Linked DNA regions of Mus musculus: region 2 is linked to region 1. A link is a loop called in an ENCODE intact Hi-C map of the cell type or tissue named here. Cell type or tissue: heart. All regions are shown on one strand. Each heading gives the region's core, and the rest is flanking DNA. Links, peaks and the distances in the headings are about the cores only. Region 1 holds the start of Zscan12 (zinc finger and SCAN domain containing 12). Region 2 holds the start of Zscan26 (zinc finger and SCAN domain containing 26).

The links. Hi-C counts contacts between places; a loop is a spot of excess contacts. Peaks named below come from ENCODE experiments on the same cell type or tissue, not always from the same donor. Only the 100,000 strongest peaks of a DNase experiment are listed, where the experiment ranks them.
Region 2: a loop joins it to region 1, with 7 times the contacts of the local background. A loop is called at or near these places in 12 of 42 quality-filtered maps.

Annotation. Positions count from the first base shown.
Region 1 is chr13:21,354,977-21,370,202 of GRCm38, reverse strand. Zscan12 (zinc finger and SCAN domain containing 12) reads right to left here and starts at 7,383. Exons shown (of 4, transcript NM_016684.2): 1 at 7,331-7,383; 2 at 6,152-6,623; 3 at 3,447-3,588; 4 at 1-1,651. The coding sequence starts at 6,553. The coding sequence ends at 690. In heart, for the core only: CTCF peaks have their summits at 7,167 and 7,368; a DNase peak (open chromatin) is centred at 7,392; H3K4me3 peaks cover 2,044 bases; H3K27ac peaks cover 1,070 bases.
Region 2 is chr13:21,446,904-21,462,129 of GRCm38, reverse strand. It overlaps Zscan26 (zinc finger and SCAN domain containing 26), which reads left to right and starts at 8,403. Exons shown (of 6, transcript NM_001347491.1): 1 at 8,403-8,552; 2 at 12,614-12,689; 3 at 12,797-12,856; 4 at 13,646-13,963; 5 at 14,236-14,344. The coding sequence starts at 12,675. In heart, for the core only: no CTCF peak of the experiment used is centred there; a DNase peak (open chromatin) is centred at 8,399; H3K4me3 peaks cover 1,784 bases; H3K27ac peaks cover 2,555 bases.

The DNA of each region.
Region 1 (15,226 bases), core at 2,729-10,728:
CTATTTCCATTTAATGCCCATCAGCTCAACACTTAAAACAACTCTCTAGTAGGCTGGCTTCCAAACTACCTGCACTCTTGCTTCTGCTCACCTATTTCACCAAAAGTGTTCTCCCTTTTCTCTTCCAGATCTACCCACCAAACACTTATTTTCAATAAAAATAATTTCAGAAATCTTTCCTGAGCAGGTGTACAAGGAGTTGGTCCTTCAAAAATATTTTCTACTACTTTAATTCTAAAGCACGCTGAGCATCAATTCCACTGCCCTTCTCTTTAACTATGGTAGACTTCCACATCTCTGGCTTAGTTGTAAATGTTCTAAGAAATCTGGAGTTAGACTTCCTCCACAGCCACACACAAAGGACAGTATACAGAGGGAGCTCATCAAATATTTATGGTCTCGTAACAGCAAAGGCTGAAATGTCACCACAAAGCATTACAAATACAATACTCTTCATCAGCCGACACCGTGAGGTAGCTTCCCTGTAGTCATCACACAGAGTACTTGCTCTTTTGTGACTAGTCTGATGATGAGTAAGAGCTGAGTTCTACGTGAACAATTCCCCACGCCCATTACACTTTTAGGGACCACTTCTATAATGAATTCTCTAGTGCTCAGCAAGCTCTGACTCCTGTCTGAAGGTCTTGCCACATTCATCACACTTGTAGGGCCTTCCCAGTGTGGGTTCCCTAATGTTCTGTGAGTTCTGACATCTGAATAAAGGCCTTCCCGCCCTCAGCACATTTATACGGTCTCTCTCCGGTATGAATTTGTTCGTGTTCTATAAGACTTATTTTTTGAATAAATGCTTTTCCACATACACTGCATTTGTAGGGCTTCTCCTTGGTGTGGTTCCTCTGCTGCTGAATAGGACCACTTTGAGTGAAGGGTTTCTCCTTGTGATGGGTTTCCTGATGGGTAGCAAGAGATGAGTTATAAACAAAAGCTTTCCCACAATCGTTGCATTCGTAGGGTTTTGCTCCAGTGTGAACTCCTTGATGCTGAGAAAGTGTAGAACGGCGATTAAAACTTTTATTACACTGAAGACATTGATAAGGTCTGTTTCTTCTATGGCTCTTGAGATGGTGAAAGAGGCCTGCTTTCTGGCAAAAGGCTTTGCCACATTCGTTACAGTGGTAGTGCTTTTCTCCCGAGTGAAGTCTCTGATGTTGGTTAAGTGCTGACCACTGGCCAAAAGCCCTGCCACATTCATTACATTTATACGGTTTCTCTCCAGTGTGGACCACCTTGTGTCGAATAAGAACAGTCCTCCATCGGAAAGTTTTCCCACATACTTCACATTTGTAGGGCCTGTCTCCAGTGTGGACTCTCTTGTGCTCTATGAGGCGCGAGTGCTGAGTAAAACTCTTTCCACACTCATCACACCCATGCACTTTTCTCCCTGGACAGATGCTCTGGTGTTTAGCGTACTCTGAGTTCGCAGGAGAATTTACACCATTTTCATTACGCAGAGGCTGGCTGTCTTCATGGGAAATACCAGAAGACTCTTCTCCAGGGTTGTGAGCTTCTTCACACTCAAGTGCATCCTTTGCTAATCTGCTAGCAGGATTCTGTTCTGCTTCCGTCCCTTCCCAGAGGCCTTGCTTTAGAGTGACATTCCTGGGCTCATTGCCAGTCTCAACACCTGAAACTACAAAAAGCAGCCTGCAGGTTACCCACTCCCCAGGGAGTAAATGGAAGCTTATGATATCAGTAACATAAAAGTATTCAAATGAAAATTACATAAGATCTCAGAGTTTCTACTACAAACTACAAAACTACACTAGGATACAAGATGAAATAAATATATAATGCACCCCCAAAATGAATAAAGAGATAATAAAGCAAGAGAAAACTGGGCAGAGGGGAACTATGTGATTTCCAAGAAAGGAAACACGCAATGCTTATCACAAGAGAGACACTACTCCATTATCAGGCAAAAATGAGCTAAATAGCACATATAATTTTTAAATTCTTTTATTATTCTGTTTGAGTGTGCACATGTCATGGCACATGGTTGGAAATCAGAGGACAACTTTTAGAAGTTTATTTTCTCCTACTGTGGATTCTGGAGATAAATTCAGGTTGCTGGCTTTGTAAAGCACGTACTTTAACATGCTGAGCCATCTTGCCAGCATAAGGTATAATTTTTCACTCACTGTATTTACCTAATTAGTTTGGTACTACACTGTACTCACAAAATGGATATCTCAAATTGCTGGTGTGAATTTATCCAAATCGTTAATGGAAAGCAATTTCACAATAACTATTAACATTATACAGTACACAACTTTCGGCAAGTACAGGTAGGAATTTATACTGTTAGTTATTGCAGCACTATTTGTTATGAGAACACAACAAAGATAAATGTCATCAGGAGCAGCTGCCTAACCTTCCTTGTCCTTTTGTCTATTCTTTTTCCTAAAGATTGATTGATTGATTGATTGATTTATATGAGCACACTGCCACTCTCCTCAGACACACCAGAAGAGGGCATCAGATCCCATTACAGATGGTTGTGAGCCACCATGTGGTTGCTGGGAGTTGAATTGAGGACCTCTGGAAGAGCAGTCAGTGCTCTTAACCACAGAGCCATCTCGCCAGCCCCTTGTCTATACTTTTTAATGCTAAGCAGCTGTTAAGAAATAGAAGGGACACAAGTCCACCATCTTAGTGTGAAGGAAAAGAAAATGTTTACTTAAAAAAAAATCTCTAGAAGGACACATGAAAAAATTTAAAAAGTGACAATATACTTCAGAGTTGGGAGTGGGGAAAATAGATGAATTAAATGGCACAGAAATTCTTCACTGGATAACTTTTATAAATCCTTCTTTTAAACCATAGAACAGTCTACCTATTAAAAAATTAAAAATCAGAGTTAGAAGAAATGAGGAAGACAGTGAGTCCCCACCTGGTCACCACCTTGACCATTACCAGTACCATGTTCATTGTACTGTCCTTCAGTCAGGTAAATATTTCTTTTTTCTCAGACTACTAGGAAGCTGCAGACATCATGTAACAAAAACTTATTTACTAAAAGAACTATTTCTGTCCAAGTGGAAGACAAAAATACTGTTTATTAGATCAAAGTCTACAAGTAGCAGAGAGGTCAGAATAAGGGATTATAACTATCAGAAGAATGAAACTAAGTAAACCTAAACAAAATAAAGCCAGAATTTAGAAAACTGCTAATTTTGTAAGAAGAAAAGGGGGCTGCGGATGCACCTTAGAGAGATACAGTGCTTTTCTAGCATGCATGAGGTTCTGGGTTTAAAGAAAGAAGGGGGGTGGGGTGAGGGTAGATGACTAAAGGGTGACAAACCACAACACATGCATGTCAACACGTGAGCATCAGATTTCTGGGCAGCCCTCTCACTTTTAACGAGAAACAGCAGGAAGCACCCAACAAGCCCTGGGGTCCTATCAGCCTGTTTCCCCTTCTTTACCTTGCTCCTCCTGGGCTTCACGGCCTGCAAGTTCACACCCAGGCTTGGCTTTGACAAACTGAAGGGACACGCTGGGTTTCTGCTCTGTTGCCAAAGGCTTCACCTCCTGAAACGTTACCTGTTCTTCAGTTTGGACTGAGGCCTGGGGGAAATGGGAGAAGCACTCTAAGAGCAGCAAACAAGAAAGAGTACAGTGTTCACACAGGCTCCTGCCTGCTCAAGCCCGGATGGCTTTTTTCACAGCAATCAGCATGTCTCGATCGCACTCATTTTTCAAGGTCATTTGAAAATGTCACTCAATCCAGGGAACCTTCTTTTCCCTGATACTGCTATATTTTGTTGCTCTCCTGTTATTTTCACATCTTTGCCTAGTGCTCAAAAATTGGAGATGGAAAAGAGGTGAAGGGAAAGATGGAAAGAAAGCAGAGAGGAGGAAAAAGGAATTCTAGAGGAAGGAGCTGAAGAACAGTAGGTAAGAACATTTGCTGCTCTTCTAGAATACAGGGTCTCCAGCATCCACACTGGGCGATTTACAACTGACTGCATCTCTAGTTAATAGGTACAACTTCCTAAAATGATTTCCATTAACTCAACTTTTGACCTACAGGTCTCCTCACCACCATGTAGAATTTACCCAATATAACAACTAGAGTGATTATTTTAAAATTTACTTTATATTTCTTTTCTGCTCAAAGCTAGACACTGACTTTCCATTTGCCAAAATCTAATATCTCTATAATGGTCTCTAAGTCTATATATAAGTTCTTTAATTCTTTCATCTTCTCTACAAATTTCCCTCTACCCTGTACATCCTGGTAACACTTAAGGCCTGTGATATGACCTGTCTGTTGAATGGTGTGACCCTCAGTACTTTACTACCCCTTTCTCTGTGCTTTTGATATCAACATCTGACATCTTTTTTCCTCTATCTCTTCTCAGTAGACTAGAATCTACGGAGTAGCTTGTATATGATGTTCACTGGTGCATTCAAAAAAAGCCCCTGCAGAATGGCCACCTACAGCCCTTAACTCTGTCAAGAATGATATTATCAGTTCTCTTACATGTAACTGTGAATTCATTGACTATTTTAAACTTTTTGGCTCCTTTTCTCTCTCCCTTTTATTTTATACCTGGATGCCAGGTTGCACTTCTTTTATTTCACAGGTTCATCCTCTTTGTACTGTGATGTCCTAAGTTTAGCTCTTCTCACATGCTCATGGCAAATGCATTGATTGGTGTCTGAAGCTGGCTTGTGTGTTGTAACATGTGTAGAATCATCCTGTGCTCATCAATTATAACAACCAAATTTCTCTAAGAAACTGACAAACGTCCTCTTTGGCTCGGAATTACCACTGGTTGAAAACCAGCCTTGTCACAGTTAAGACAAAGATAAAAAGGGTTATAAATGATTCTTTTTTCTGCCTCTTTTATGTAATTTTTTATAGCTTATTTAGACTATAGAGAAAAGATTTAGAGCTTTTGTACTAGAAGAAAATTCAAACTGAGGGGTTTATGGTCAATGTCATAAACTGTATCTCAACTTTCCTACTCAAAAGTTCTCGTTTCCAACACAAATGGGCTTTCTATCCCTCAAGCATGTATCCCCCACACGGACCCTCCCATCTAACTCTCCATTCTGCTCCCATATCTCACTCATTCAGGATAGTGACCTCCACCTCCATCTTTTAACTGTTTACTACAGAAATCAGGGCAGTGGATATATGTTTTTCCTGGAGAGATGTGAGAAAGCTTCTTTTCACTCCAGATAGGGCACTGACCAACCAAATAAAGATCCCAGCTAAGTCTAGCTTGGCCAACCAAGAGTTCCTTGAGCTTGCTTATAGCACAAGTGAGAGGTTTCTTAAGACACCAGGTGGCAAGTCCCACCCTAGCACTGGTGAAGAATCCATCAAATTCACACCACTGAAGTCTTGCTGTCCACCAACAGATCTGGACAAAGAGGGATTAACAGCTGGTATCCTCCACCAGTGTTTCTACTTGGGAGTATTAACAGCTCCATAACTGTGTACATAGCTATCACTGGATTAAACACATAGCACCGTGGATTAAACACAGGACCTTGCACATACTAAGCAAGTCCTCTAGCACTGAAACATATCCCCAATCTTGTTATTTTTTGGACAGGGACTTGCAGTATAGCCCATATTGTTCTCAAACCCCAATCTATGTGCTTCCATCATCTGAGTGCTAGTTGACAGGCATGTGCTCCTACCCAGCTCAACACCCATTTCTCAATTACTTGTTTATATTACATAATAGTCTTTACAAGAGGCTGTTTCGCACCCTATTACCACCATCTAATACCTTCTTCTTCTTCCTCTTCTTCTAGTATCTTCGCTCGTAGTATATGCCTTGTGTGTCTGAACTAAGCATCAGATAGAACTTTGTAGCTTAGCACAGAAATAAAACAACCCCACTGATGAAAAGGAATAATTAAACTAAGACCAGACAGGAGTGGACGTACATACCTGTAATCTCAGCACCAAGGATATGAGACAGGAAGATTACAAGCCCAAGGCTAGGATGTACAACGTACAAGTTCAACTCCAAATTCCCATGACACTTAAAGTCCCCTTTGGATCCAACTAAATGTCAATATGCTTTGTAAAATAGTGGTATACTTCACTTTGGCCTACAAATTCAGTCGCGCTTAGGAAAGAGGACCCCTCCCCCCTTTTTCTTACCCGGTATCCTAGTTCATCAAGCTCTCTCTCTAAATCCTCCAGCACAGTCACCACCTCCTCCACACTCTCCGGATTCTGCTCCTGCACCCAGGCCTGCAGCTCCCCTGGCAGGATGGTCAGGAACTGCTCCAGCACCAGCAGCTCCAGGATCTGCTCCTTGCTGTTCAAGTCCGGCCGCAGCCACTGTCTGCAGAGCTCGCGCAGCCGGCTCAGAGCCTCCCGGGGTCCAGAAGTTTCCTGGTAGCAAAACTGTCTGAAGTATTTTCGGAAGACGTCTCTGTTATAAGTGTTCTTTTGTAGGTTCCTATCTTGTCTGGTGGTATACTTACATTCTTCCTCCATTTTTATTTCCAAAAGTCCACCCTGGTTCTTACAGACCTTGGTATCACTAGTAGATGTCATCGTAGCTAGATAAAAGATGTATCAATCTTTCAAGTAATAACTCCTTGGTAAATCTTCTTACCCAGTGGACCTAAGGGATAAGTCATCGTTACTAACACGAACTACAATAAGCAAATACCGCCTATTCTAAGAGTTAAGTGGGAGAGTTGAAAAGCTGCCCTCCGGTTAATCTACTGTATTGACTGGATTGTACGTGGACTTTCACAAAAATAGACAAAAGTGAAAAAGATGTCAAATTGTTTCAGGACTTCAGGGAGTAAAGCTTGGGAAGAAACTTACCTCCACTTACTCCTAAAGTGAACAACAACTAACTGAAATAAACAAAAAATTTTGGAATTAGCAGATAGCGTTGGGGAAGGGCAACCGCTGCCTGGCGGGTGGGAAGTTCAACTAACAGTACCACCAAAAATAACGGAAAGAGTACAAGAGTAGGGTACGCCTGCCTTGCTGCTTTTGATTTTTTTTTCTGCGTACCTGGCACAAATCACATATACATAGTACAGTCTCCCAACTGGCTTTAGTTGGAACTTAACCACTCATAAAGGTTAGAAGTTGGGGAGGGTGCTCTGCTTTTCTCCTGCCCCTCCAGTTCTGTGACTCTAACTTAAAGTTCTGCAGCGTGCCTAGGTCCGGGCCAGCTCCGCGCCCCAGGGGGACCCATAGGCAGCCGCAGCGCAGCCCGGGTGGCCTTTCCCCCGGTTCCAAGCATCTTTCTAAGGCCGAGAGTCTAGGTAGCAGGGAGCACCCTCCCCCCGCCTGGAGCACGAGCTCGCTCACCGCGTCGCTCCTGCGCAGGGAAGGGAATCCAGCCCTCCCAGGAACCGGAAGTCATCGCGGACTCCCACAAAGGCCGGAAGCGGTGGAGCCCTGTTGCTCCCAGAGCCACTCTAGGGAGCCACGGAGTTCCACTCAGTGGTTTGTCCTTACTCTGGCAAAAGAAGTTGGGATTTTCTGTCTAATCATAGTGAGCATGCCGGTCCTTATCCGGTTTCGCGTTTGTGTTTCAGTATCACTGAGATTAGTGATGTCTCAAAGAGACATTCTTCTGGTCAATGGGAAAAAATGTATTAAAAGGATAATTTAGTAAGTTAACAGGATATTATGAACACTAAAATCAGCCTTCATAAGTACGAGTGTGAATGAAAAGACCACAGCTACAAAAGCAACAGCAAAAATACTCAGAGCTCAAGAGATGTGCCACATTTACTTGGGGCTAACTTTAAAACACTTTAAAAGCCAAATATGAACATAAATAGGAGGCAATAAGCTTTCTTGGGTAGAAAAACTCAACAAAGCAGTCAGTACTAATTAAATATGTTTGCAACTATGGTATCCCAATAAACACAACCATTTTTCTAGAATTAAAAAAAAATGTTTGTTTGTTTGTTTGTTTTAATTTAAAAGGAGAGTCCAAAGAAAAATCCCTGAAAAAGAATAGTGGTTAATGCTCTTATCATGCACCAGAACATTCTGTGTTCTGGAAGTGAAAACAAAACAACAACAACAAAAATCTCACCCTGTTCTTAGCTAATGTACATGTCGAGGGTAACCAGAAAACCAAGCACAAGCTCTCAAAGATAGTAGTAATTTATTATCGAGCAAAATACATGTAGAGTGTGGCTTAGGACATTGATTTACATAACCAGAACAAAAGAAAGTAGTAAATCAAGACAACTTTAAAAAAACAATTAGTGGAAATGTAAGTTAGGTGGTGTCTTAGTCTGGGTTTCTATTCCTGCACAAACACCATGACCAAGAAGCCAGCTGGGGAGGAAAGGGTTTATTCAGCTTACTTTTCCACACTGCTGTTCATCACTAAAGGAAGTCAGGACTAGAACTCAAGCAGGTCAGGAAGCAGGAGCTGATGCAGAGGCCACGGAAGGATGTTTCTTACTGGCTTGCTTCCCCTGGCTTGCTCAGCCTGCTCTCTTATAGAACCCAAAACTACCAGCCCAGGGATGGCATCACCCACAAGGGGTCCTTCCCCCTTGATCACTAATTGAGAAAATGCCTTACAGCTGGATCTCATGGAGGCATTTTCTCAACAGAAACTCCTTTCTCTGTGATAACTCCAGCTTGTGTCAAGTTGGCACACAAAGCCAGCCAGTACAGGTGGGTTATAGCTATCTGGAAAATTCTTAGCCTTTTGATTGGTGAAACCAAGTGATCTGTTAGTACATTTCAAAGGGATTTACCTAAAAAGCAGAAGGACATTAAGGCAGACACATGGGTGGGCAATGAATGGTTGTAAAGAGCTATATGTAACAAAAGACAATTTGTCTCTGGACCTACAACTTTAAAACTCTCCACAACTGCCGGGCGGTGGTGGCACATGCCTTTAATCCCAGCACTTGGGAGGCAGAGGCAGGCAGATTTCTGAGTTCGAGGCCAGCCTGGTCTATAGAGTGAGTTCCAGGATAGCCAGGACTATACAGAGAAACCCTGTCTCGAAAAAAAACCAAAAAAAAAAAAAAAAAAAAACCCAAACAAACAAACAAACAAAAAAACTCTCCACAACTGCCTAAGTTCTAATCATTCAATCAAGTCTTGTAGATCTAACACAAATGTGGCTGCTTTTTTTCCCTTAGGAACATCAATTCACACAAGGTAGATATTAGCAGGCCTAGATGGTATTAGGAATAGATGCCCCCCCCCTTTGCCCTCATAATCAAGAACTGAAACAGCAAGACTCTGGTTACTGGTCAAAAGAATAATATTTAAGTCACATTTCCTCAGCTATGAATATAGCATTGTTAATAAATGACTATGTAAGCTTTATCAGATAACTAGCCAGAGGTTTTCTGGTAAAGAAGAAAGATACAACTTTGTCCCTTCATAAGACTTGGTCCAGCACTATGCCCCTCCTTAGAATTGGGAACAAAACACCCATGGAAGGAGTTACAGAGACAAAGTTTGGAGCTGAGACGAAAGGATGGACCATCTAGAGACTGCCATATCCAGGGATCCACCCCATAATCAGCTTCCAAATGCTGACACCATTGCGTATACTAGCAAGATTTTATCGAAAGGACCCAGATGTAGCTGTCTCTTGTGAGACTATGCCGGGGCCTAGCAAACACAGAAGTGGATGCTCACAGTCAGCTATTGGATGGATCACAGGGCTCCCAATGGAGGAGCTAGAGAAAGTACCCAAGGAGCTAAAGGGATCTGCAACCCTATAGGTGGAACAACATTATGAACTAACCAGTACCTCAGAGCTCTTGACTCTAGCTGCATATGTATCAAAAGATGGCCTAGTCGGCCATCACTGGAAAGAGAGGCCCATTGGACACGCAAACTGTATATGCCTCAGTACAGGGGAACGCCAGGGCCAAAAAAATGGGAATGGGTGGGTAGGGAAGTGGGGGGGGGGAGGGTATGGGGGACTTTTGGGATAGCATTGGAAATGTAATTGAGGAAATATGTAATAAAAAATATTTTAAAAAATAAAGTACAAATAGACCTGTTTATTGAAAAAAAAAAAAAGACTTGGTCCAAATGAGTCTGTCATTTACCTGAATGGGAAAACATGCCTCAGAGAAAGGGGTGTCAGCTCTAGAGACTTTATAAATAGCTTTCCTACTGTGTAGGTTAACACAGTGGTCTCCTTAGCATTGCCCACTCTCACCTCTTATGACGGTGTTATCCTCTATGATAGGCTTAGATTTTTCAAAACCTATTTTAATAAGTATTCCTAAACCCTTTAACCTCCCTTCTAGCTCCAGAGGCAGTGGAGAGGAAAGGTTAATAGGCAAAATAAAATGTGGACCTGTGGAAACTAAAAGGGGGCATAGGGGAAAGAGTGGGAGGGAGGATAGCCTGCACCCGGCCTCCTATGCTCTGGGCAGACGGACAAGGGAGGGCTGCCAGATGCTTTCCACTCTGCCCCAGGTGGGCATCTAAGCCACTGACCCCACTCGACGGGGGGTGGACAAGGGGCAGCCCCTGACCAGGGCCCCCGGTCCCCAGGGCGACACCCTGTAGCCCCGGGGTTATGGGAGAGAGGACTTAGGCTTCCACGCAGGCAAGAGTATGCGCAGCAGGCCTTGATGAACAGAGAGAGTCTATGGTTTTAGAGCTTTATTGTAGAGAGTCAGGGAAAAAAGGAGAGAAGGTAAAAGAGAGAGAGAGAGACCGGTCATGGTCAAGAGAGAGAGAAGAAAGGCTAGAGAGTAAGAGGGAGAGAGAGGAAGAGAGAGGAAAGAGGAGACTAAGGGGAGTAAGAGCAAGAGAGCAAGAGAGTGAGGAGGGGCCAAACAGCCCCTCTTATGGTGTGCTGTTGTTAGGTAACTGGGGAGTTGTTTAGCCTGAAGGTCAGAAGCTTGGGACACTGCCTACATGACTACCAACCATGCTTCTCTTGTGGCGGCTGAGGGAGCAGTAACTTCGACAGGAGCCAGGGTTCCAGGAGACATGAGAGAACTCCTCCCATCCCATGTAGGTGAATTATCAACACCAGGTCCTGGGGTTCAACATCTCAGCTCGACTGGAGACCAGACTGTCTGTGTATAGCCCAATACCCAACATGGACCTGTTTAAAAATGGTTCTTTGGGGCAATTCCAATCTTCAATGTCAGGATATCAGCAGTTCATGTGTCAGCAATGGTAGCTTGATCCATGCACAAACACCATTCATCAATCAACTATGTCAGTTCAATCCATTAAAAAAACTGGAGACTCTGCCAATCATTGGAGTCTTCAAAGAAGCGATTCTTGTCGCTGGAATTTCACAAGTTCTTTAGTGCATTTCTCAGTGAAGTCAGCAAAGAAGGCAAGGCAACAGCGTTGCCAGAGAAGATCAGCATCAACAAAACCCAATGAAGAGGAGCAGAATGGCAAGGTGAACCAATGCCACCCCATTCACTGTCCGTTGGGTTATATTTGTATCCTTTCCAAATATCATGTGTTCTCTCAAACGACAGATGTAGCAGAATATCACAAGTCCCCTTTCCAGGCATCATCCAGAAAAACACAACATGCCTGTTCTCAGCAAAACATCCTCCCACCTGTCTGCTTCAACAAAAACATCATCTCATAAAATAATTTCCAGAAAAACATCACAAGATATAACTGAGTCTCCAAAGATACCAGAAATGTCCACACCACTCTATTCTACAGTAAACTTGTCTACCTGCTACACTATTGTGTTTGTCTTGTTTGAACTATTTCAATGGAAATCCAAGGATGGAGAGCCCCAAAGGGTCCAGAGTGAGATCCTCATGATAACATAAAATTCCTCCATGTTTGGTAGGTCATTGAAACAGATTGAAAAGGTTTATTATCTCTGTCTTCATTGTATCTATTCCCACTTTCGGCTTTAACCTTTGGGGCAGATTCTACTACATTCTGTGGATTGGTAATGTTTCTCCACAGTGTAGAGTCTTTGGCACTGGAGCAGGTCTGACCACTGGCTGAAGGTCCTTCCACATGCTGCCTGCCTGTGTGTGTTCTCTGGTGCTCAACGAGAATGCAATGCTAAGTGAAGCCGTTTCCACATTCAGCACAGATTTAGGCTCTTTTCACTGCTGAACTTCACTGCTGCTTCTCCAGTCTGCCCTCATGGTCACAAGTGTCTCCACATCCAGGGGCCTGAGTAGCATCACCATTTCGAATTCCAGATATTTCTACAAGAGATTTCACTTCTTTAGAAATCTCCTTCTTTGAGGTTTAATCTTCACTCCAAGTCCTGTTCTCAACACTGAAATAACAAGTGAGAAAAACCAGCGTTATTTTTCTAAAAGGGAAGGGACCAGTGTTTCTGGGAGAAGATACTCTGTATTAGATCTGCTTGTTTAACTACCTGCCACTCCCTGAAAACTTCCTGAGTTGCTTCCTCAGTACTGAATGTTATGCCTGGTATCTATTAGTCACTAAGTGAATATGTAAATTAGCATTCAGGGAATAAGACTAGCTCCTGGTGAAATGTTAACTCCACCAGTCTCCTGAACATGCCATTCTTCTTTCAAGTTACCCTGCTGCTGGTTTTTCATGATTTGGAACTGGCCACAGGAAGACTTATGAGGCATTCTTGGAGTTGGTGTCTCCTTTATAGACTCTTCCGGTTCCCAACTGCGCTTGAGACCTGATGGAAAGGATAATTAGGAATCTAATACCGGAGAGAAGATTGCAAGGAGGCCTTCCCACGGCCACTGTGAAAAAAAGGGAACACAGATGTGGTAAAGAAAAACCAAAGTCAAGGCTGGAGAGAGCACTCTGGTTTAGAGCACTTGTTGCTCTTGTAGAGAACCTGGTTTTTATCTCCAGCATCTGCACAATGGCTTGCAACAATTTTGACTCCAGGTCCAGGGATTTCAGTGCCCTCTCCTGACCTCCACAGGCACCAGGCCCACATGTGGTGCTCACACATACATGCAGTGAAGACATCCATGTACATAAAACTACATATATTTAAACAAACAAACAAACAAACAAACAAACAAACAAAGGCAGATAGAGTAAGCGTCTATAACAGATCCAGGCAGGCAGAAACACCCTCCTTCTCTCATACTGTCAGTTGTGACATACGCCTGGCATAAGCAACCTAAAGGAATACTCGCTTAGCTCAGTTTCAGGGGATTCGGTCCATGGCTACAGGCTTCAAGTGCTTACCTCAAGCACAGGAATACTTTGAGTATATGGGTGAAAAGTTTCCTGATAGTTGAAAGGAAGCAGAGAGCTTGACAGCCAGGGTCAAGATTCACCAAATAAAACCCAACCTCGGAGGGGTAAGGGGCAGGGGTGGGAAGATGGATTTTACTTCCATTATTAGTTGGGTAAGGGCTGTGGGATCTGAAATGGAGTTTTTTTTTTTTTTTTTTTTTTTTTTAGGACCTTGATCTTTGGGTTCATCTGACTGAGGGGGCTTAGGAGCTGTGTTCCTATCAGTCTGTCCCATTTTAGATGATCCTATGCATTGTCTAATTGCAGCTAAAATCAGCAAAAAATCATGGGAGGGTGTTTTTCCTTCTTGGGTATCTCTGTTTTTGATGAGAGAAGCTACTCAGATCCATGAGTCTGGGCTATAAATATTGTCATTGGCCATGCATGGCGCTATCTGAAGGACTTCCCCCCAAAACAAGGAGGCTTGTTTTTGGCATAAATAAATAAATATAGATATAAATAAGAAGAACCCAACCTCTACTGTTGTAGTACCTCTGAGGGCACCGCCACCTATAGTTTCCAGAACCTCTCTAAATAGCCACCAGCTTGGGATTTAGTGCCCGTCTGAGCTTTTCAGAGGGGGCACTGCATATCCAAATCATGACAAAAGCAAACTCATTCTTCCACTTCCCTCTCGTTGTCCTGGTTCATCCATTTCTTCTTTCCAAATCCTCCAGAACATGCATTGCCTTGTCACCACTCATAGGTGGTACTCTCTCAAGAGCCCTGCAGCTCCTTAGGGGAGAGAGAGAGAAAGAGAAAGAGAGAGAGAGAGAGAGAGAGAGAGAGAGAGAGAGAGAGAGAGAGAGAGAGAGCTTACCCAAGAGTAGGGGTCCTAAAACGAGGAGTCAGAGAGAAAGACAAGTCATAAAGACCATGGTGGGTAGTTCTGTCCCTAAGAACACTAGAAGATAGCCAGCCCTTCCTTGCGACTATGGGCCATTTACCATGACTAGAGCGGTGTGATGGTTTGTATATACTTGTCCCAGAGAGTGGCACTATTAGAAGGTGTGGCCTTGTTGGAGAAGGTGTGTCACTGTGGGTATGGGCTATAAGATCCTCATCCTAGCTGCCTGGAAACCAGCATTCTGCTAGCAACCTTCAGATGAAGATGAAGAGCTCTCAGTTCCTCCTGCATCATGTCTGAAGATGTTGCCATGTTTCTGCCTTGATGATAATGGACTTAACCTCTGAACCTGTAAGCCAGGCCCAATTAAATGTTGTCCTTGTAAGAGTTGCCTTGGTCATAGTGTTTGTTCACAGCAGTAAAACCCTAACTAAGACAGAAGGGAAGCTCCGGTGTTTGGATGGAAAGGTCTAGCAATCCGATGGCTGGAAAGTCCATGTGGCAGCAGGAAATGTCAAACTGTGAATTTGTAAATCTAAGTCTCAGCACCAAATGACATGTTTTATAAAACCAAGGATATGTTTTATAGAGTGCAGTATGGTGCATTGGGAGGGGGTAACTCAGCAAGTCCATGCTCAGGCATCTCCCTCCCCTTACCAGCCATTTGACAGGTATAGCAGAAAACCTTATTACCAGTTGGAACATCTTCTGGGTATATGCCCAGGAGAGGTATTGCTGGATCTCCCGGTAGTACTATGTCCATGAACACCTTCTTTGAACAGATGTTATCTCCTTCCTATATTCCTTCTTCCTTACAATACACTGAACCTTGGTGCAGAATGATTTAGCCCTGGGGCGAATTGTTCCTTTTGGAGGAGACGTCTTTCTCCTGGGTCTCATTAGTATGATCTGTACTTAGAATATCTTATCTGAGAAAGTAAAATGGACAAAATGCTGGGGCTTATCAAAGCTTGTAGAACAATTTTGAAACTGATCAAGTTAGAAACACTCTAAGTACTAAATACTGAATTTAATTGTAGAGTTGAATTTTAGAAGAATCTTGAGATGGTTGTAATGAGATTAAGGGATTGAGGAGAAAACATTTTATTTTCAAGATATAGCAACTAATAAATGTAGAAGGAAGGTTCCTTGAGTTCCTTATCTTA
Region 2 (15,226 bases), core at 3,625-11,624, 91 kb before region 1:
TAGAGATCTATCTCCCTCTGCCTCCTAAGTGTAGGCACTAAAAGCATGTGCCACCACCACCTAACTTCCTTCCTTCCTTTTCTTTCTTTCTTCCTTCCTTTTCTTTCTTTCTTTCTTTCTCTTTCTTTCTTTCTTTCTTTCTTTCTTTCTTTCTTTCTTTCTTTCTTTCTTTCTTCCTTATCTCTAGCATTGTGCTGTAGACATGGCTCTGTGATTAAGGATCCTATCTGTTCTTTCAGAGGGTCTGGAGTTAGTTCCCAACACTCACATGGATGCTCACAGCTGCCTGTCCTCCCAGTTATGGAGATCCAATAACATCTTCTGTCCCTCAGGCACCAGACACAAACATGGTGCACACATACATTCAGAAAAACACACAAAAATATATATTCTTAAGTATTTGTGTCACAAAGAAAGGTATTTCTGATCCTTAACTATTAACAGCTTGGTAAGAATTGGACCTGGTAGTACACACTTGAAAGCAAAGGGGCACAACTTCTGGAAAAAAAAAAAAAAAGATTTGGCAAACCTCCTTTTATGTTTTTTTTACATTTCTTTATTTATTTTCTATGTGCATATTAGTTTTTATTTTGTGTTTTGATTTTCCTTCCAAAAGTGCATTTCAGGTATTAAATTCAGTTCTATCAGGCTGGGCAACAAGTGCCTTTATCCCCTGAGCCACCTTGCTGGTCTGGATTTGGCAAAATTCTTATCTTAGGCCTGTGGCAGGAGACATTGAAAGACAGCCCGCTTTTCCAAACTTATCCCTGCTCCTCTCCCTCCAAAAAGAAGTTCCAAAGGCTGCTGGCCCCCACCATCACAGAACAGTCACAGCAACCTACACCTCAGCACCAATTCTCTGTCTTTAGTTAGATTTGCATGGCTGTGACAAAATGCAGAAGACACCTTACAGTAGGAAAGCTGCATTCAGGCTTACTTTCAGAGACTTTTGGCTGTGACAGGCAAGGGCTTGCCTGCTCTTGAGGAAATACTAGGACATCAGCTTGTTTTTATTTCATGGCTACTATGAAGTAAAAACAAGCTGATGTCCTAGTATTTCCTCAAGAACAGGCAAGCCCTTGGTGACCTGGGTTTCTTCCATTAGGCCCTGCATGAAAGTTTTAACATAGTATCCCAGGTCTCTCAGAGACCAGTCCGTGCAGGAGCACACGGGGGTGGGGGTGGGGGGTGCACAGAAGCAACAGAGCTTCTTGCACAGGGTCCCTTTGGGCCTTCATCATCAGCCAGGAGGCAGAGCTGAGCTCCAGACCTCTGTGCACTTGCCTGCAGAGAGTGATCTGACCACTGGGACTCAAGAGAGCGTTGGATACCCAGGAGTGCTGACAGAGGCTAACAGAATCACAGGAGGAACAAGCTCTAGCCAGAGACAGAACATATAACACCAGAGATTACCAGATGGTAAAAGGCAAACATAAGAATCTTACTAACAAAAACCAAGACCACTCAGCATCAACAGAACCTAGTACTCCCACCACAGCAAGTCCTGCATACCCCAACACACGCTAAAAGCAAGATTCAGATATAAAATCATATCTCATGATGCTGGTAGAGGATTTTAAGAAGGGCATTAATAACTCACTTAAAGAAATACAGGATAACACTGCTAAACAGGTAGAAGTCCTTAAAGAGGAAGCATTAAAAAAAATCCCTTAAAGAATTACAGGAAAACACTGCTAAACAGGTAGAAGTTCTTAAAGAGGAAACACAAAAATCCCTTAAAGAATTACAGGAAAACACAACCAAATAGGTGATGGAATTGAACAAAACCATCCATGATCTAAAAATGAAAGTAGAAACAATAAAGAAAAGCCAAAGGGAGAGAACTCTGGAGATAGAAACCCTAGGAAAGAAATCAGGAACCATAGATGCGAGCATCAGCAACAGAATACAAGAGATAGAAGAGAGAATCTCAGGTGCAGAGGATTCCATAGAAAACATGGACACAACAATCAAAGAAAATGCAAAAAAATCCTAACTCAAAACATCCAGGAAATCCAGGACACAATGAGAAGACAAAACCTATGGATAATAGGAATAGATGAGAATGAAGATTTTCAACTTAAAGGACCAGTAAATATCTTCAACAAAATTATAGAAGAAAACTTCCCAAACCTAAAGAAAGAGATGCCCATGAACATATAAGAAGCCTACAGAACTCCAAATAGACTGAACCAGAAAAGAAATTCCTCCTGACACATAATAATCAGAACAATAAATGCACTAAATAAGGATAGAATATTAAAAGCAATAAGAGAAAAAGGTCAAGTAACATATAAAGGCAGACCTATCAGAATTACACCAGACTTCTCACCAGAGACTATGAAAGCCAGAAGATCCTGGACAGATGTTATACAGACCCTAAAAGAACACAAATGCCATACCCAGCAAAACTCTTAATTATGAAAGATGGAGAAACCAAAGTATTCCATGATAAATCCAAATTCACACACTATCTTTCCACGAATCCAGCCCTTCACAGGATAATAAAGGGAAAACTCCAACACAAGGACAGAAATTATGCCCTAGATAAAGCAAGAAAGTAATCTTCCAACAAACCTAAAAACTACCTCAGGGTGAAAGGCTGGAAAACAATTTTCCAAGCAAATGGTCCGAAGAAACAAGCTGGAGTAGCCATTCTAATATCAAATAAAATTGACTTCCAACCCAAAGTTATCAAAAAAGAAAAGGAGGGGCACTTCATATTCTTCAAAGGTAAAATCTACAAAGATGAACTCTCAATTCTGAATATCTATGCTACAAATACAAGGGCAGCCACATTCATTAAAGAAACTTTAGTAAAGCTCAAAGCACACATTGCACCTCACACAATAATAGTGGGATACTTCAACACCCACTCTCTCAATGGACAGAAACCAAAGACACACTGAAACTAAAAGAAGTTATGAAACAAATGGATTTAACAGATATCCACAGAACATTTTATCCTAAAGCAAAAGGATATACCTTCTCAGCACCTCATGGTACCCTTTCCAAAATTGACTATATAATTGGTCATTAGCCCAGAAACTTAGAATACCCAAGATACAACTTGCAAAACACATGAAACTCAAGAAGAAGGATGACCAAAGTTTGGATAGTTCATTCTTTCTTTGAACAGGGAACAAAAAATACCCATGGAAGGAGTTAGAGAGACAAAGTTTGGAGCTGAGATGGAAGGAAGGACCATCCAGAGACTGCTCCACCCGGGAATCCTTCTCATAAACAACCACCAAACGCAGACACTATTGCATATGCCAACAAGATTTTGCTGAAAGGATCCTGATACAGCTGTCTCTTGTGAGGCTATGCCAGTGCCTGGCAAATACAGAAGTGGATGCTCACAGTCATCTATAGGATGGAACACAGGGCCCCCAATGGAGGAGCTAGAAAAAGTATCCAAGGAGCTAAAGGGGTCTGCAACCCTATAGGAAGAATATGAACTAACCAGTACCCACCAGAGCTTGTGTCTCTAGTTGCATATGTAGCAGAGGATGGCCTGGTCGGCCATCAATGAGAGGAGAGGCCCATGGTCTTGCAAAAATTATATGCTCCAGTACAGGGGAATGCCAGGGCCAGGAAGCAGGAGTGGGTGGGTTAGGGAACAGGGTGTGGGGGGGGAGGATATAGGGGTTTTGGGGGGAGGAAACTAGGAAAGGGGATAGCATTTAAAATGTAAATGAAGAACGTATCTAATAAAAAAATAATATGAAAAAAAAGAATGTTTTAACACAAACCAACAGCAATGCAGGCTGGATATAAAGCGTTCAAAATGTGAGTCTTTGGAGAACAAAATACAATCCCCTGCATAGTCTAACAATTTCAGCTAGATTTTTTTTCTTTTTCTTTTATTAGATATTTTCTTTTCTTACATTTCAAATGTTATCCCCTTTCCTGGTCTCCCTCTGGAAACCCCCTCTCTTTATCCCCTCCCCCCTTTCCCAGTTCACCAACCTACCCACTCCCACTTCCCGGCCAAGGCATTCCCCTACACTAGGGCTTTGAGCCTTCACAAGACCAAGGATCTCTACTCCCATTGATAACCGACTAGGCCATCCTCTACTGAATATGTAGCTGGAACCATGAGTCCCACTATGTATACTCTTTGGTTGGTGGTTTTCAGCTAGATTTTTATGAAGCTGCTTGCTTTTAATACTTTACCATTAAGTTTGGGTTGACAATATATTCATTTTTGCTTTATTCTGGAAGTATCCCCCAACTCTTATTTACTACTTCCTCTTTTGATCAGAAATACATACTGGTTTACTAAAATAGTTTTTCAAAATTCAGAGAAATGGGGGCTAGAGAAAACAGTTCAGTTGAACTACTTGCTGCCTAAGCATGCAGACCTAAATTCAACCCTAACAGTGGCATAAAGCAGACATGGTGGTGTACTTTTGAATCCCTGCACTAAGGAGGCAGATCCCTAGAAACAATTACAGACTGAGTTCGAGGTGAACAAGGTGAACAGCTCCTGAGGAACAACATCTGAGGCTGACCTCTTTTCACAATATGCACACACGCATACACACACACACACACACACACACACAGAAAGAGAGAGAGAGAGAGAGAGAGAGAGAGAGAGAGAGAGAGAGAGAGAGAGAGAGGTGACTAAAATGTGACTGTGTTATAGAAGTAGAGAGAAGAACAGAAAACATTACTATAGTCTGGTGGTGTGATTGGCAGTATGGGTTAGTACCTGGGAGATTTTTAGCTTTTTTGAGAATTTTTTCCTGTGGTTCTGAGTTCAGCTTCCTCCCTCAGGGTGTTATTGCACACTGAGCTGGAAAGATAAAAGAAAAGGTGGGGTCTGCAGGATCCTAGTCCAGCAGGGAGTACAGGGGAGCAGAGTTGAAGGCCTTCTTGAGGATTTTAGTGTTACGGCTCTATTAAATGATATTCAATGAAACAGCTCTCTTATATGATCTTATATGATATTCAGTGATTCAGTGAAACAGCTTGTGTACATACACCTTATGTGGTGTCAATCAAGGGCTACATTCATGAACCTTGGAGAGTGATGAGAGGTTCTTAGAGTGAGGCTTAAAGTTCTGGGTGATGTGTTTATAAAAAGGTAAGGAGAGAGGGAATAAGTTCTATGGGTGTGTAGTGAGTTATAGGGGAAGAGAGTAACCGCAGCAGGGCCATGCCAAGGCAAGCATCCCTTCCCCCTGAAGGACCAGCCACATGATGACGGTATAGTATAGAGTTTATGTAGGGCATGGGGAGGTTAGTTAAGAGGGTAGTAGAGGCAGAGAAAAGGAGAGACAGAGAGAGAGACAGAGACAGAGCGAGAGAGAAGTAGAGGCCCGCCATGAGCAAGTGGAGAGAAAAGAGGGAAGGGAATTGGGAAGGGATGGGGGAAGGATGAGGGGACAGAGAGCAAAAAGGGAAGAGCCCAAGAGAGGAAGAGAACAAAAGATCAGGAAAGAGAGGAGGGGGCAAGCAGCCCCTTCTATAGTCAGGCCTATCTGACTATCGCCAAGTAACTGTGGGGTGGTGCCTACGCAGCTGTTGCCAGGTAACTGTGGGGGTGGAGCTTAGACAGAAAGCTAACCCTGTGGATGCCTCCTTTGCACAGAGAAGCATTCCAGGAATACCAGGCGCTTGCTGAGCAGGTTCTTATCTGGAGGGAAGAAGTTGAACCTGGAATTTTCCCAAGGAATATGTGGCATTCCTTGGGTAGAAGATTGCTGGTCGGGCTCCCCAGATCAGACAGAGAAGAGAAGCCAGCCCTTCCACCATCACCACCCCAAGAAAAGGAGCCCTCCATTTCTCACCAAGCTCAGGAAAGCTGTTTGAACATGGTAGACTACAACCTTAGTATCAAGGTGCAACATCTCCACACTGATTCCAAGTCAAATCTTCAAATAGTGGAAAGAGGTAAAAGACTCTGGAAGTTGTCCTCTGACCTCCATATGCATGCTGTGGCTCACATGTGCACACACACATAAAGAAACACTTGTAGAAAACACACATTAAATAAAGTAAAAATTTAAAAATCTCCCTCTAGGTGTAGGACAAGATGAACAGCCACTGGGGTATTACTTGGCCTACACTCCTCTTTCTACCTTTGATATCCTGAGTTAGAAAGACACAGGGCCATCTTACTGGGATGATCCTACAAAGGAAAGCTGATTCCTAAGCTCCATTTCTGTTACATTTTACCTAACTGGGCAGGCATTCAGACCCTGCCTATCTTCTTCACCAGGCTTGAGAAGGTAAAGCCAGAGGAGGAAACAGGGTACCAGGACCCTTTCTCTAGCCACCAGACTCAAAAGCAACTGAAACTCAAATCTGCGTGGGCAGCAACAACTAGAAAGATATTGGAGCTGTATCCTCAACGGCCTTAGAATAGGGTCCCAAATCTAGGACCGCACATAGTTCTGACAGTACAACAAAAATCTAATAAAGACCATGCAAATTCTTGAAACAATTCTATGAGTTGTATCTGAATAATTCTATGAGTTATTTTCTGAAATAGGACTTATCGGTAATATACTCATGTATTGCCAATAATACTACTAATATAGAAGCCCCAGTCTCATACGTGCATTTATATAAGACCTGCAGGCAAATCTTGATATTTTGCTAGTTGTATACTCTGCTCTTCTCAGCCAGTACAGTCTGACGAATCACATTCCCTGGAATTCCTCCGGTTTTTATTACTAGTATTGGAGGATCCTTTCCATCTTTGAATGGCTGGAATCAGACTTAACAGTTTACAACTCTAAATTATACAGATGCTAGGACTTTGCAGGATTGGATGGCCTGAGGATGGGGCTTAGAATGTAGAATTCAATTATCTTTGGAGAGAAGAAGGACCAAGATGTGCCAATTTTCTTTCTAAAGTGTGTGTGTGTACGTGTGTGTGTGTGTTGTTGTTGTTGTTGCTGCTGCTGCTGCACAAGGTCAGAAGAACCCCTGGATGCCCTATAGCTGGAGTTGTAGGATATTATAAGCCGAGAGCCTAACCGCTGTGAACTGGGTTCTCTAGAAGAGCAGCAAGGGCTCTTAACATCTGGACCATCTCTCTGGGTTAAGATTTAAAAGCCCAACTATTGAAAGGTGACATGTTGCAGTAGGATGTCAAAGACTTGCAGGTAACTGGGAACTAGGAGACTTTAAACCATTTACCAGGACTGTTAGCCTGCAGGGCCCAAATCTGTCAGCGGGCTGAGGAATTACTGGGTTTCCTCCTCTAGCCTGGAAAGAAGAGTCTGCTTGGAAAGCAGTGACTAACAGTTAGACAAACGGGGAACAAAAATTTGCAATTCTCAGGCAATTTAACATATTCCTGGGTATGACAGGCTACTGTAGAATTTGGTCCCAATTTTTGACTCTATGGCTAAGCCCCTTTATGAAATTTTGAATGGACCCAGAAATAGTTATGGGTTTGGAACCTTTAAAAGGGGATTTGACATCTGCTCCTACCATGGGAATTTGGGGCTTGCAAAAGTCTTTTCAGTCAACATGGAAAGGATGGAGTCCTAATGTGAGTTCTCACTCAAATGATTGGAGGTGAACCTCAAACTGTGGCCTATTTATCAAAGTAAATGGCTAACAAGGGGGATTATAGGGGAGGGAAGGGTGGTAGGGGACTTTGTGTTAGACACTATAGGAAGGACTTAAACAGATGATTTGTTTGCTCTGAGTTAATCTGCACACAAAACATCTTAAAGCTGTGTTTGTTCTGACATGTTTGTTCTGAGTTAGCTTTACACACCATTGGCTTAGCAGACTGCAAAGCATATAACTGACACCACTATACATTAACCAGACTAAGCTCTGTTGAGTGCCTTCGTTCGAAGTCAAACAAGATAAGCTTAAAATAACAAAGTGAACTTCACTTTTTTTTTTCCACTTTTTTTTTCAGCAGCAGCAGCAGCAACAACAACAATAACATAGAAACTTTAGAAAGAAAATCGGCATATCTTTACCCCACTTCTCTTCAAATATCATTGAATTCTAAATTCTAAACCCTACACTCAGGCAACCAAATAAAGAAGGCACAGATAGGAGTCTTTGGAACTTGGTGGCAAAAGGGTGGGGAATGAAGAATAAACTTGAGCACTAATAATTAACTTTGGTTCTCTAGAATCCAACCTACATGATCATGCCAGCTTTTGCCTAAAGCCCAACCTAAAGATTCAATTGCTGTGTCTGTTTGCTGGTGGCTGTGATTACAGCCCGAGCTTTGTTATTCTAGTGATAGAGATGACATCTCTGTGTGAAAACAGTCAAACGAAATGGTCTGATTTATGTAAATGAAATCTTTCAACTTAGACCCAGTCAGGACACCACCGAGTTGAGTCCTGGTCCTCCCATCGTCCTAGAGCGGAGCCGGAAACTACTGGGCTGGAACGCAGATTTTGAGAGACGTGTGACTGACCCTGCGACCAGGGCGAGGGGGACGTACGGTGATCGGGTTCCAGCGGAGAGAGAACCCGCAAACTTGGGACTCTCGAGCGGAGGGTCTGGTTGATACACAGAAACTCTCCACACCTCGGAGCTGGGAGGACCAGAAGCTGGTGCGTGACGGAAGCTGCGGGGCATGGGAGAGGGAGGGAGCTCAGGACGTAGTTGGTGAGGCGGTTTCCTGCTGTTGCGCAGCTCAAGCTGACTGCAAGCTCCAGCGTATCTCCTACTTCAGCTTTCTGATGGCTGAGATTGCCAGCACTCCTGGGTTCTGTTGCTTTATTTTGTTGTGAGGGATTTTTCCCCCTTTTTTTGTTTGTTGTTGTTTGGTTTTAAGAGCGTTTCGTGAAGCCCGTGTTGGCCTCATCATTTGGCGGCGTATACTCTTAATTTGAACTCCTGTTTATCCTTCTATCTCCGAGCTCTGAGCTCATAAGCTGGAGCTGCCACACATGGCTTCTGCATGTTTAAGTAGTTACCACTGTAAGTAAATAGAATATTTGAGTAGATAATCCGAAATAGATGGGTAGACAGAGGCGGCTTTAAAAGGCATACGTGAGAGAACAGCGAATACAGAGGCCCTAAAGCTGGAGCTTGTCTGTCTTATTTAGGGATTAACGAGGGCACCAGGGTATTTCGAGCGCAGTGAATAAGATTGCCACAGAGGATAAGTAAGTGAACAAAGTGGCCATTTGGTTGTGTGAGGAACTTGGTCTTGGGTGATAGAAGGACATACTCAGACAGGTCTTGTAATTGGACACCCATAATGTGCATAGATTAGAGGATGAGCAGAAATGAAATCAAGAATGGGTTGCAAACCAAAGTTGGGTGCAATTAAAAACCTGCATCTGAGCATAGTGACTAATTTCTATAATCCTAGCACTTGGGAGAATTGCCCATTGTGGGCTAGGGAGTGAGAGCCTTGGGGAAAAGGAAAACTGGCAGGAAATCTGGCAGGAAGTGAAGACTGACTGTTGTAGTTGTGGCCAGGTGGATCCCACAGCTTTTGCTTCTGGATCAGATGTACACACACAAGAGAGAGAAGGAAAAAATAAATTCATAATTCGGGGGTCTGTAGATTTAAAAAAGGACCAAAGGTAAGTTCAGTCCACCGTTGGTGGTTCACGTCTTTAATCCCAGGTTTGGAAGGCAGAAGCAGTCAGATCTCTGAGTTCAAGGCCAACCTGATCTACAGGGCAAATTGTCGGACAAACAGAGCTACACAGAGAAACCCTGTGTGTGTATGGGGGAAGGGGTCTGGAGGGGGGGGGGGCAAAACCAAAAAAAAAAAAAACAAACCCCTGAAGATCAGCTTGGAAACCTGTGTAAAATCATAAATTCTTCAACTCTTCAAGTTTCGTCTGTAGTGTGAGGTCGTTCTTAGTGTGGTGTCTGTGGAGATTGACTAAGCAAGGGACGCACAGGTGGAGCAGCTCTGTTGGCTTGTTGACTGTGACATGAGCTGTGACTAATCAATAAGAAAAAGGTTAAAGGGTTTTCCCTGTAAGAGTGGGATATATAAGGAACCAAGAACAAACAACAGTGGTAAGTTTGGTCATTAAAGCATAAGGAAAATTTAGACCATATTAAATGTTAAACTTGATCTTGATGGTGATGGCAACTCATTGTGTGCAACATGCTTCATTTCCCCCGTAGGAAGATCTCAGGTGCAGTGTGGCAAGTAGTCCGTGTCGGGAAGACCAGCATTTAAAGCAGTGGTTCTCAGCCTTCCTAATGCTGCGGCGCCCCTTTAATACAGGTCCTCGTGTTGTGAGGTCCAACCACAAAATTATTTTCACTGCTATTCTATACCTGTAATTTTGCTGCTGTTATGAATTGTAATATAAATATTTTTGGAGACAGAGCTTTGCCAAGGGGGTCACGACCCACAGATTGAGAACCACTGAGTTGAAGTAAGAGACGTCTGAGTAAGAGAGCATGCCATCAAGAAAATACAAGGGTGGACATGAGGGATATGAAGCCGTAGAATCAGAAGAACTCAAGGTTGCTGGAGAGATGGCTCCGCAGTTAAGAGCACTTTCGGGTCTTCTAGAAGACTCAGATTCAAATCCCAACACCCACTGGAAACTCCAAATTCAAGAGATCTACACCCTCTTCTGGCTCTCTTCAGGCACACATGTGATGCACAGATATATGTGCAGGCAAAACATCCATGCACATTTTTGAAGAGAACTTGATTAATTATATACATACAGTATAAAAGAAAGGGAAGAGAATGCTCAGTCTTCTGCCTTAAATGGCAGGGTCACTGGAGTTCCTTCCAAAGACAGGTTAAACCACCACGGTGTATATGTATATATATCTAATCACATTGTAGAACTGAGTCGCCACTAATTTATGTGATAGGCCTGTATCAGAGTTCTTACGGCCTTTAAAAAGAGATTTGTTTTTTAAATTATTTATGTATGCCCAAGTACGTGCACTTGAGTACAGTTGTCCTTGGAAGCCAGGACGGTCCTCAGATCTCCTGGTGCTGCAGTTACTGGTGTTGTGAGCTGCCCAGCAGGGCTTCAGGGAGCCTCACTGGGATTCTCTGAAAGAGCAGGCTATTTTCTTAGCCACAGAGCCATCCCCTCAGCCCCTTTATTAGGTATATTTAAAGAAATAGGATCAATTTTTTTCTTTTATTGATTTTGGTCAACAGATGTCTAAAGAGATTTATTAAAATGCGAACATGACAGTTGAAAGAAGATTGTTTGGGAAAAGGATCATGGGGGGGCAACTGATCAAAATATATGTGTGTGACGTGTCATGAAATCCATTGTTGTACATAGTTAATAAATGCTAATTTTAAGAAGAATAGGAAAAATGCCAATGATTTATTACAAGGATTGTCTCATGATTATCAAGTCCTAAGATCTTGGGGAGATTTAGCAAGCTAAAAACAAAACAACAGATAATGGCATTATAGTGCAAGTCGAAACCCTGTGTGCCACAGAAGCAGGGTGTTTACTTTAAGTCTGAAGGCAAAGACTTAGGATCCAGGAGAACTGAATTCTCAGTTCTGAGTTGAAGGGAAACCCAAAACCTTAGTGTCTGACTTGAAGGTGCTACAGAGGAAGTCTCACTCATTTGTGAGAGGATGCGTCCTTTTGTTCTCCAACCTTCTGTTGATCTGGCAAGGCCTACTACATTGTGAAGGATAGACTGTTTTACTCTTGTCTACAGTCTGTTAACTTAAATATTAAATCTAAACTCATTTTAACCAAATATTTTCACCCAGGTGTCAGAAGTGACTTATAAACTAACCATCACAGTACTAACCTGATATTTTCTGACCAACAAACATCACATCCTTGGACTTTCTCAAGCCTCTATTAATAGGTCATGCTACTCTGAGCCTCTCACATCCTTGCTACTTGAGAGGTACGAATGGGAGGGTTGTTTCAGCTCAGACATATGAGGCCTCGTTGAGCAACACAGCAAAACCACATCACAAACAAACAAATACTAGTAATGGCTTTTAAATGTAATGATTAGGTTATAAGCTTCCTGGCTCGGCCTCTGGAATGTTGTGATGCAGACCTGAAGGACCCCATCTGCTTTAAATCTTTGCTGTTTTGTTTTTAATGCAAGCATTGGATTTCAAGTGGTTCACTTAGCTGTGTCTCCTTAATCTAGAACAATAACCTCCTAGCATACATCTGCTTTTTTGCTTTGGGGAAATTGGATTCATGCCTGTCATAGATTGTCTGAGTTCTGGATTTCTCAGAAAGTTTCCTCAGGAAATTCATGATAAATAATATTTATTAAAAGTGTTCCATAGGTAATGGGGCCTTGTTGTTGATGCTGCTACACTTGGTCTTTTGGGTACATTTGCAGCTGCCAGGTACCTTTATCTTCTTTTTATTGCTACACAGCAGCTGGTTAGCACTGAGAATGCTCTGTTCTCCCCTCTTCTCACCCCGTGCTTTTAGCATTCGTGTGTGCCTCTCACCTGAATCATTTGAGAGTTTTAAATGGCAGTTTTTCAAATCTATTCCAATTTCTAGTTTAGGTGGCAACCTATGAAAGTTTTCTCATTTTGCTTATATATTCTTAAGAGTAGCTACTTTGGAGAACACAAATGACTAGAAGGAAACAACCCTCAGGAAAGATGACTTGTTGCTGTTGTTATTACTAGCACGGCTGTTTCTGTGACTTGTGTTTTTAGGAGTGTCTCTCAGGATACAGTCAAGAGAAAAGTCTCCAAAACAGAGTGCCTGAAGCAAGGGATGGCACTGGCCTTGGTGAGTGCGTGTTCATCATCTTTCCTTTTTTTTTCTTTTTAACTTCTTTGAGAGTTTTCAACAACATGTTCTGATCATATTCTGTTCCCACACATACCTCTTCCCAGATCCACCCTAGCAAGCGTGCATACTCTTTGGCTCCCCTGAATCTGAAGGAGGAGCTTCAGGTAATGAGAGAACCACTGTTGTTCATGGTGTCAGAGGTCTGGCCTGGGGGGGTCCTAACAGACTAAATTTAGCGACTTGTCGCTCAGTCCAATGAGAGAGACGATTGGTAGTGAAGCAAGATAAGAATCAGTTATTTAGCAAGTCCATGTTGGGAAGAAACAGGAAAACAGTGCCCTGACTCAGAATTAAATGGGGGAAAGGACAAGAGCCGAGGTGAAGGGGAGCAAATAGCAGTCCTTGTCAGTCTGTCTTGGACAGACTGGTCAGTCAGTATTTCGTGCTGGTTCTGTAAAGTCCTGATCCCTCCAGCAAAGTCATTACTGCTGAGGCAGCCAGTGCTGGCCAGTGGATCCCATTATGGGTGATCTGTCTGCAGAGTTCTTGGGGTCATGAAAATAACTTATTCTTATCTTGGTGACATTAGCCTTAAAAGGGAACTAGAAGCTGTGTGTAGTGGTATAGGACTTTAATCCCAGCACTCAGTAACAGGTAGATCTCTGTGAGGCCAGCTTGGTATATTTGGTACCAAGTTCCAGGCCAGTTACAGCCACATAGTAAGAGCCTGTCTCAAAAGAAAAGAGGAGTGGGGCTACTAGCAAGGCTAGGGAAATTAGGGACTATCAAGCTTTGTTCGCCAGTTGTCAGAGAGACAGTTCTTGAATGATTAGGATATATGTGCAGAGTTGAGTAGAAATCTGACTTTAAAGTTTAAGGTAGCTAAGGAGACATAGTTGTAGATCCAAGTCTGTGCTTTAAGCCACTGTTAAAACTACTGTGCTTGGGAACAGGGATTCAAAGTTCAAGGGGACAGAAAAGGCGTTGGGCAGGAGCCATTGTGCAAACAGTTCAGGCAGCTGCGCTATGAGGAAAGCACTGGACCTCGAGAGGTTTTACGCCGGCTCAGGGAGCTCTGCAGACAGTGGCTGCGGCCTGAGACCCACAGCAAGGAGCAGATCCTGGAGCTGCTGGTACTGGAGCAGTTCCTGACCATCCTGCCAAGAGATCTGCAGGTCCAGGTGCTCGAGCACCACCCAGAGACTGGGGAGGAACTGGTGGGAATACTGGAAGATTTGCAGCTGGACCGTGGAAAAGCAGGAGAGCAGAAGGTAAGGGGTGCAGGTGCCCATTTGCAGGAAAGTAAGAAGTGAGCCCCCAGGTCACATAGGCGGACATGAGCACAGCAGCGGGCGGGGCACTGCTCACTGCTGGTCAGTGTGGGCCTCGCCTCACCCTTGCCATCCCCGGTGAGGCTGAAGTGTAAGGAGGCTCTCCGTTCTGCCTCTTCTTAGCCTCTTGAAAGGTTTCTTTGTTCTCTTTTCTGACATTGAAGTGGTTTTTTTTGTAAACCGGTTTCCTAATTATCTGTACTTATCTCTAGGACTCAGCCCAAAGAAGCAGACCAACGGTGCTGGTTGGCGAGCCAGCCCCTCGCAGGGAAGCACGGGAGCAGCCTGGGTGTGCGCTTCCTCAGAAGCCTGAGGAGAGAGGTAAGAACCAAATGGCATCTTTTTGCATTTGAATTATGGTAGGCCATGCAGTGCCTCTGCCTTGGCACTCGGCATTTTGGTATTTGTTTTTATTAGGCCTGTTGTGGCTTAATTTGTATACATAATCTAAACTGTAGCCTCTCTAGTCAGTGCAGGTTTTTGTTTTGTTGTTGTTGTTGTTTTGTTTGTTTTTGTATATACAATAAACTTAGTAACACAGTCAAGATTTAAAAGATCTACAACTCCAAACAATTTGAATGAACAACACACCAAGAAGTGGAGCTGAGCCTACCTGTTGCTCTTCCCTGAGGCAAAAAAGTCTCAGACAGAGTTTCCTTATTCCCTTTCCTAGCTCCTTCAAATCACTGTGAATGGCAGTGCTGAGGGTGGGGTGTTAATCAGTTTCTTTGGCTCTGCTTTGTTACTGTTCTATTTCTTACTTTTAGTCTCAGTCTCTCTCTCTCTCTCTCTCTCTCTCTCTCTCTCTCTCTCCCCTCCCTCCCCTCCCCACCCCCTTCTTTTTTTTTTTTTTTTTTTTTTTTTGACACAGGGTCTTCCTGTGCAGCTCTGATTGATCTCAACTACAACTATGTAGATCAGCTGGCCTTGAACTCTCTAATGTCTTTGATGCTTTCACTAAGTTATGTTGTAGTCTTCTCTGTCACTTAAATACGAATGTATAGATGTCTCTCCTTGCTTAGATCCCTTAGTGAACTGGGAAATGCTATTCTGTTTTTTCACATGAAGTACTGTGGCCACATTGGGAAGAGGAACCGAGAGATAGAGCTTTCGCTCTCCTCAGGCAATAGCGAATTGTGCTGCGCCTCCCACTCACCCGCACTCTGTTGGCCTGTTTGTTTCCATTTCCCCTTCCTGTTTCTC